Linked DNA regions of Mus musculus: region 2 is linked to region 1. A link is a contact called in ENCODE POLR2A ChIA-PET data. All regions are on one chromosome and are shown on one strand. The core of a region is the stretch at or near the end of the contact, and the rest is flanking DNA. Distances in the headings are between cores, read along the strand shown. Region 1 holds the start of Slc8a2 (solute carrier family 8 (sodium/calcium exchanger), member 2). Region 2 holds the start of Inafm1 (InaF motif containing 1).

Region 1 (3,410 bases), core at 600-3,099:
AATGTCGAAAGGATCAGGTTGAGTCCAGGGAGGGCCGGCAGGGCAGATGGTAGCACCCTCTCAGTGTTGCATCTTCAAGGCCGTCTCTCCACCAACCTCATAGGCTGCTGGCCAGCTGGGATAGTGGTGAGTGTCCTGTTCTGCCTGGCCTGTCTCTGGGGGATTCTGGAAAGTCAGGTGGAACTCCTCAAGGCAGCCATAGAGGGTGAGGACCTGGCGCGTATACTGACTGCTGGGGGTGGGGGCGATCCAAAGCAGAGTGGGAATACAGAATTCAGAACACACATACACACACACACACACACACACACACACACACACACACACACACACTACTCTTTCCATCAACCACACAGGGCCCCACCACACACACAGTTGCAGATTGCAGACTAAACTGAGACCAGTAGGGAGAGAAAGGACTTGGTCAAGTCAGAGGCAGAACACAAATGTGGCATTAAGGCGTGGAGCTCCTAACCCAGTGATCTTTTAAGCCATCTGGAATCCCCACGCGCCTTCCACGCAGGGCGGGTATCTTGTAGGCAGAAAGCTCACCCCAGCTCTGGCCCAGGTGTTGGTTAGCACCTCGCCTACCTTCTCTGGAGCCCTTCCCGAGGGAAGGAAAACGTCAGGCTGAGCCCCTTTGTAGAGTCCCCAGAAGGTTTCTGCTTTCCCACCCAACCTCGCTGTGAAGGTGTGAGGCTGGAGGAAGTGAGACTGTGAGAAGGACCTGTCTAGCCTGATCTTAGAACAGTGCCCAGGAGTAGCACAGTGCCTCAGAGTTGTCCAAAGAATGAATGGACAGTGAGAGATATGGGAGTTAGACTTTGGAAGGACTGGTCAAATGTTATTACACTGGTTAGGCTGTAGGCAGGACCAGTCTCAGAAAGTCAAGGTTGAGAGGATGGAGAGACCTGGGCTAAAATGGGGTGAGGAGGAGTTGGGGGCACTTCAGGCCCTCGGGGGAGTCCACACTGCGGGGAATCTGCCTCCTCCAGGTTCCCCGTGCATCAGGGGCGGAGACAGAGGTGTGTGGGTGTGAGTTGGCTGCAGGCAGAGGGAGAAGAGGGAGGGGAGAGACAGACCCAGGTGCCCAGAGACGGACAGACAGACATACACCATACACATGGCGCACGCTGAAAGCGGAGCAGCCAGGACTCAGAGCCAGGGCTCAGAAAGCCCCCGCACTTGACGATGCGGCGCAGCCTGGATTCCCGCAACCCCAGAGGCTCCGGACGGCCACGCCGGGCTCTTACCTGCCTTGCGGCCGGGCCGGTCCCCGCTGGGCCCCCGCGGTGGGCGCCTCCGCCCGAGGAGAAAAGGGAGAAAGAGGGAGAGGAGCCGGGGACTGAGGGAGAGCAGGGAGGAGGGAGGAGAGGGGATGCGAGGAGGGGAACCGGGAAGGGGCCGGGAGGAGGGCGGAGCCCAGGGGAGGGGGCGGGGACAGAGAAAAGGGGGGAGTTGAGAGAGCAGCCCCGGAGAGGGGGCTAGACTGGAGAGGTAGGGGAATACAGCTTGGGAGGAGGCCGGGGGAAGGGGGCGGGGACAGAGGAACTGGGGCGGGGGAATCAGCCGTTAAGAGAGTCTAGGCTGAAGGAGGGAGTTGCCGCTGACGGGAGGGGGTGGGACAAGTGAGCTGGGGAAAGGACCACCAGGAGGTGGGAGAGAGGAAATTTAGGCAGGGTGGTGTGTGGGAACAGGGTAGTTGTGGGTTGGAGGACAGGGACAGCCTGGAAGAGGGAGGAGTTGAAGGAGGAGAGAGAGTGGGCACAGGGGAGCTGGGGAAAGGACCACCAGGAGGAGGGATATAGTCGCTGGAGGAAAAGAGGAGCCAGGAGAGGGTAGGGTTTATGGGAGGGAGTGAGGCCTGGGAGCTCAGACTAGAGAACCGCCGAGGGAGGAGCCAATATGAGGAGGCGTGACCAGGGGCGGGGCTACAGAACAGAGACTATGCCCTGCAAAGGGGCAGGAGGGAGGAGCCCGGAAAGGGGCGTAGCCAAGGAAGCTAGTGGGTGGTAGAGGGGCTTGGCAGGGCTGGGGCTGCAGGTTGCCCAATCTTGGGGTTCAGCACTAGAATCCGAGGACAGCGATGGAGGGCGCAAGTTCGTACACCAGTCTGTGCTGTGGTATCCCAGTCCCTCTCTTTGATCACACACGCATAGCAACCCCTCCATACAAGGGCCCAGAGATGTAGTCATTGCTACAAATAGCCACAGGCTGGCAGACCTGGGGGAAGTGGGGGAAGGAATGTCGGGAGGCAGATCTTTCCAAGTTCACAGGCTCAGCCTGCTCAGAGCACCTTACAGAAGACAGGGAACTGCTACCAGAGTGCCCAGGTACGACAAGAACCATTCCCTCTGCCCCTGCCACGCCAAAACACGGTCTCACTCCCAATCCCCAGAGGTAGATGTTGTTAGCTCCATTTTGACATTACGAGGGGGAAACTGAGGCAGCAACTGTGGCTTCAGGTTCTGTATCTTTACCGCATGCTGTACTGCCTCTTGGCTCGCAAGGCAAGGAAGGATCAAGATCACCCAGTGTGGCGGCACACATCTGTTTGATCCCCATACTCAGGGGGCTGAGACAGGAGGATGGCTGAGTTCCAAGCCATCCCCATAGCAAGACCTAGATCAAAACAGTTTTGGGGGAGGGGGCTGATGATGTGGACCAGTTGGTAGCATGTTTGCCAAACATGCACTAAGCCTGGGCTCTGCCCTCAGTACAGTATACACTATGCATGGTGGTGCATGCCTGCAATCCCAGCAATCAAGAAGTGGAGGTGAATCAGGAGTTGAAGGTTACCCTTGGCTAGAGGCCAGCTTTAGCTACATAAGACCCCTTCTTAACTTCCCCCCAACTGCCAAGTCCTAAGCCAAACGTCCTAGGATTCTGAAGCCTTCAGGTGGTTGACTACAACTAGGTGCACAGGTGCAAGCACTCATGCCTGCAAGTGCACACATGCACACACCTCAGGATGTGTGCATCACTCGCCTTCCCATCACTACCCTCAGGACAAACGCCACTCCAGGCTCCCTCTTTCTAGAGGACAGGTGACAGGTGCTGAGCACAAAATGGTACAACAGGAAGAGAAGGCTGGCTTTGCCAGCAGCGTGCCCGCTGCCAGCTCTGGAGGGACACTCTTGGGCCTGCTGCCAGGAGAGGGAAATTCCAACTCCCTGAAGCTTCCCACGCTTCGGCCTGGCTTTTGGAAGTTGGAGCCTGGGAAGTCAGGATCTTGGCATCTGATGTCCTTTGCAGTGCAGGAGGGTGGTCAGATTTACAGGTGGACTTCCCTAGCAGGAGTGACAGCTACCTACCCAACCCCACAAACACATATTCCTCCAAGGAAGCGTCCAGGCCCCACCCCCAGCCTGGAGTCCCTCTCTAATATTTTACCAACCCTACAGACCCCA
Region 2 (3,410 bases), core at 511-3,010, 140 kb before region 1:
CTTGAACCCCCTTGCTCCCCTCATATGGAGAGACATTTGGAAAAGGAGGGGCTTGACTGAGCCTCCCCTTCTCCAGGAGGTGACCAGCCACCCCTTGCCTCCTTGGAGAGCGGGCCCAGCTTGGCAGGAACCCCGAAGTCTTCTGAAGAAGAGGGGCCTGAGGCATCTCCAGGTGGGATGCATGAAGCTGGTGGAGGTGGGTGGCCTGCTTGCCTTCCTTGGGGAGGGAAGGGCTTGGGGATAGAAAAGGAGTGGGTCCTGTGAGGGCTTAGAACAGGGCATGAGCTGAGTCAGGTGCTGTGCTGGGTTTGGCCTGGAGTCAAGCCTTTGGGGTGCAAAGGGTGGGCCCTAAGGCCCCAGCCAATAGAAATTGTGAATAACTTTGAACGCTGGGCAAGGAAGAAGTTGGGCTCAGGGAAGGAGCTAAAAGTGGGATTTGAAATCTGAATATTCCCAGAGGTAAGAGGGTGACGCGATAGGATTTTGAGCTTGAAACTGGATTTTGGTTAGAGATCCTGTAAAAGTAAAACATGGTTAATTAAAGGTAGGAACGACTTTAACTAATGAATGAGCCGGCTCTTAAGACTTATCTGAAGGCAGGGTTAGCGGTTTTGGGTCAGACCATAGTGGGATTTTAGATCCCACGTAGTAGAAGCAAGAGACTGATCTTGGTCACTTTAACGTGATCAGCCAGGTTACTGCTTGTGTTCATCTTTTAGTTCCCCTGCAGTAGAATAAGATGTGGAGCAGAGGCCAGGAAAGGCTGTCAAAGGAATAGTGAGAGTGGAAGCCAAGGACATCTTCGGAAAGGGGCCAGGCCAAACAGGATAGTTTGGGGTCCTGGGAGGAGTGGATGAGCTCATTACACTAGCACTTCCCAGTAGTCAACAGGGTTAGATTGGAGGGGCTCCTGCTTCAGGGGCCTCCTGAGGGTCGAGTAAGCTGGAGGCCAAGTTGTAGGTGGGTTTGACTGAGGTGCGGGATAGGGTGGGTCGGGCAGGCTGGTCCTCCATTTACCGCTTTTTGTCTCCTTAGAGGTGGGCCCCGAGGGCCAGGAGACGGCGGAGATCACAGACTTCCAGAGGGTGCGTTTCTGCAAGGTGGTGGCGGCTGCTCCGCCGCCGGGGGCTGCCCGCTGACAGCGCCAGCAGACCAGGGTGCCTCGCTCTGTACTAACCTTCAGCTCCTCTGCTTCTGCTACACTCCGTCCAGGCCAGGGTTAAACTTAGTGGGGGAGGAAGCAGGTTAGCAACGAGCCCGGCCCGAGGGGAGTCTTCTAAATTCGCTGAGGACCCAGTGGTGCCAGTCCGACCGCACTCGTCTGGTCGAACCCTCGGAGTCAGTCCCTGTGAGGCCTGGGTGTGCAGGAACCTGCAGCTAGGGATTGAATTAAACGCGTGCTACCGCCAACCTTTGAACTGTGCTGCTAGCTGATCAGGCTAGGCTGCTGTGCTTGGCTGGCGGAAGAGGCGGGACGAGAGTGCTCCTCTCATCCTCACACCTCTCTCCTCCCACCCCGCAGGCCGTCTCGCAGTCCTGAAGATGCTGCTGGGAGGGGCGGCAGCGCAGGTTTGCCTGGCTCCCAGGCTGGCTGCTCTCCTCCCTGCAGTCCACCCTGGATCCCTCGCCTCTAGGGAACAGAAGTTTACGCTGGTGCGGAGTTGCTGGGGAAGGGGCCAGCAGGGGTGATGGAGGGAACTGGGTCTCGGAACTCTCGTAGTAGTCCAGGGATGTGAGACTGGGAGGGCCGGGGCCGGGGCTCGGTGGGCGGGGCTAGCGTTCAGAAGCTCCGTAGGCCTCCGGCTTCAACAGAGTAGGAACCTTAGCTCCGGCGGGCAGAGGGATGCTAGTGTGCAGAGCTGCAGTCGGTCGAAGAAGGAAGGGGTTCGATTAGCGCGGAGAGGGCTGAGGTAGAAAACAGGAATAGGCGGTTGGAAATGTGACAGCTAGGGCGGGAGAAGAGCGAGTGGGCGTGGCCTTGAGGGGGTAGAGCTAAGAAATCTTGATAGTGGTGGGTCAGAGGCGGTAGGGGCGTGTCTAGGATGTAGCTGAGCTGGGGGGGGGGTGCTGTCTGACAAGGCGTGGTCCTGGAAGGGGCGTGGCTTGCTTGAGGCGGTCCTGGGGTGGGGGCGGGGTCGGTGCAGGCTGAGTGGGCAGCGCGATGCGGGGCTCGAGCTGCGTGGGCAGTGGTGGCGAGAGCCCGGGTGGTACGGGGCTGAGCGAGGGTCCCCGTGGCCGATGGCTGCGGCTCGCCCCTGTCTGCGCCTACTTCCTGTGTGTGTCCTTGGCCGCTGTGCTGCTTGCTGTGTACTACGGGCTCATCTGGGTTCCCACGCGGCCGCCTGCGGGCCCCGCCGACCCCCTGCCCAGCGCTGCGGCCGCTCCGTGTGCTCGAGCAGCACCGCCCGCCCCGCCTCCGGCCGCACCCGCATCCTGTTTGCTTGGGGCCTCCGGCGGGCCACGACCGCAGCCAGGACTGCCACGGAGTCGCCGCCACAGTCGCCGCCCAGCTCCGGGAGCGACGCGGGAGACCGCGCGCCGAGCGCCTGGATAGTCTGGCCCGCCCCCACCGTGGCCTGCGTCTGTCTATCTGCACCACCGGGCCTCGCCTGCGCGGCGCCGCCTCTCTCCTTGCCGCGGTCCTGATCCTGCCCGACCTTATTCCACCTTGCTCCTTCCCGGGACTCAGCGCTCATCGGCAATAAACTCCAGCCTCAGCTGGCTTACCTGGTCTGTGGTCGTTGGCCTCGGCCGCTGGTCCCTTCTAGCTCCGTGGCCGCGCGGCCTTAAAGGCTTTCCTCTCTCATTGCTCACATGTAATTTTTGGGTTGGAATGGGGAGAAGCGGCTTGCCAGTTTTCGGGGCCATTGAAGGTCAGATACTGTAAAGGCCTTACCAGTTTTCGGGGTGTCATCTCGTATAGCTTCGGAGACAGTGGTGCGTGCTGGAAACTGCAGTTGGTATAGTTTGCAATGGCAGGGGTAGAGGATGTCACCCGTAAGCTAGCTTGTCCTGGTTTGGGTGGTGACATTTGCTGCTTTGGAAGTGTGGAGCATATAGCTGAACCAAACCAAAACTGGTCTGCATTGCTGTTGGTGCCATGTTGAGACTGGTGTAGCTTCTGATAAAGAAGTCATGCGATTGAGTCCATTTTCCCTTACCCATGACTGTGGCTTGGCCGTAGGCAGGCCTGGGATATACTCTGCTGGCCAGCTGCAAGAAGGGGTTTCCTTTATGGCCTGCCTTCCCCCTAGGCTGGACAGCATCAGGAACCTGAGGCCTCTTGTCAGATGGGAGTGTTACCTGTCCTGCTGGTTCCCTTCTGTCCTACCAGCATCCCCCACGGGATGATGTACAGCAATGTACTTAAATCTCTCTGGTCTTGTAAAAGGAAGACAACACATTGTTGC

Evidence for each region. ChIA-PET counts read pairs that join two places held with the same protein, here RNA polymerase II (POLR2A).
Region 2: POLR2A ChIA-PET joins it to region 1 with 16 read pairs in embryonic stem cell. The contact joins the promoter of Inafm1 here to the promoter of Slc8a2 in region 1. POLR2A ChIA-PET finds 5 or more read pairs at or near these places in 3 of 5 experiments (Patski and embryonic stem cell).

The regions. Positions count from the first base shown.
Region 1 is chr7:16,128,265-16,131,674 of GRCm38, reverse strand. Slc8a2 (solute carrier family 8 (sodium/calcium exchanger), member 2) reads right to left here and starts at 1,849. Exons shown (of 10, transcript NM_148946.3): 1 at 1,254-1,849.
Region 2 is chr7:16,272,042-16,275,451 of GRCm38, reverse strand. Inafm1 (InaF motif containing 1) reads left to right here and starts at 1,760. Exons shown (of 1, transcript NM_001136270.1): 1 at 1,760-3,410. The coding sequence starts at 2,162. The coding sequence ends at 2,554. It overlaps Ccdc9 (coiled-coil domain containing 9), which reads left to right. Exons shown (of 14, transcript NM_001382411.1): 13 at 77-196; 14 at 1,036-1,410. The coding sequence ends at 1,139.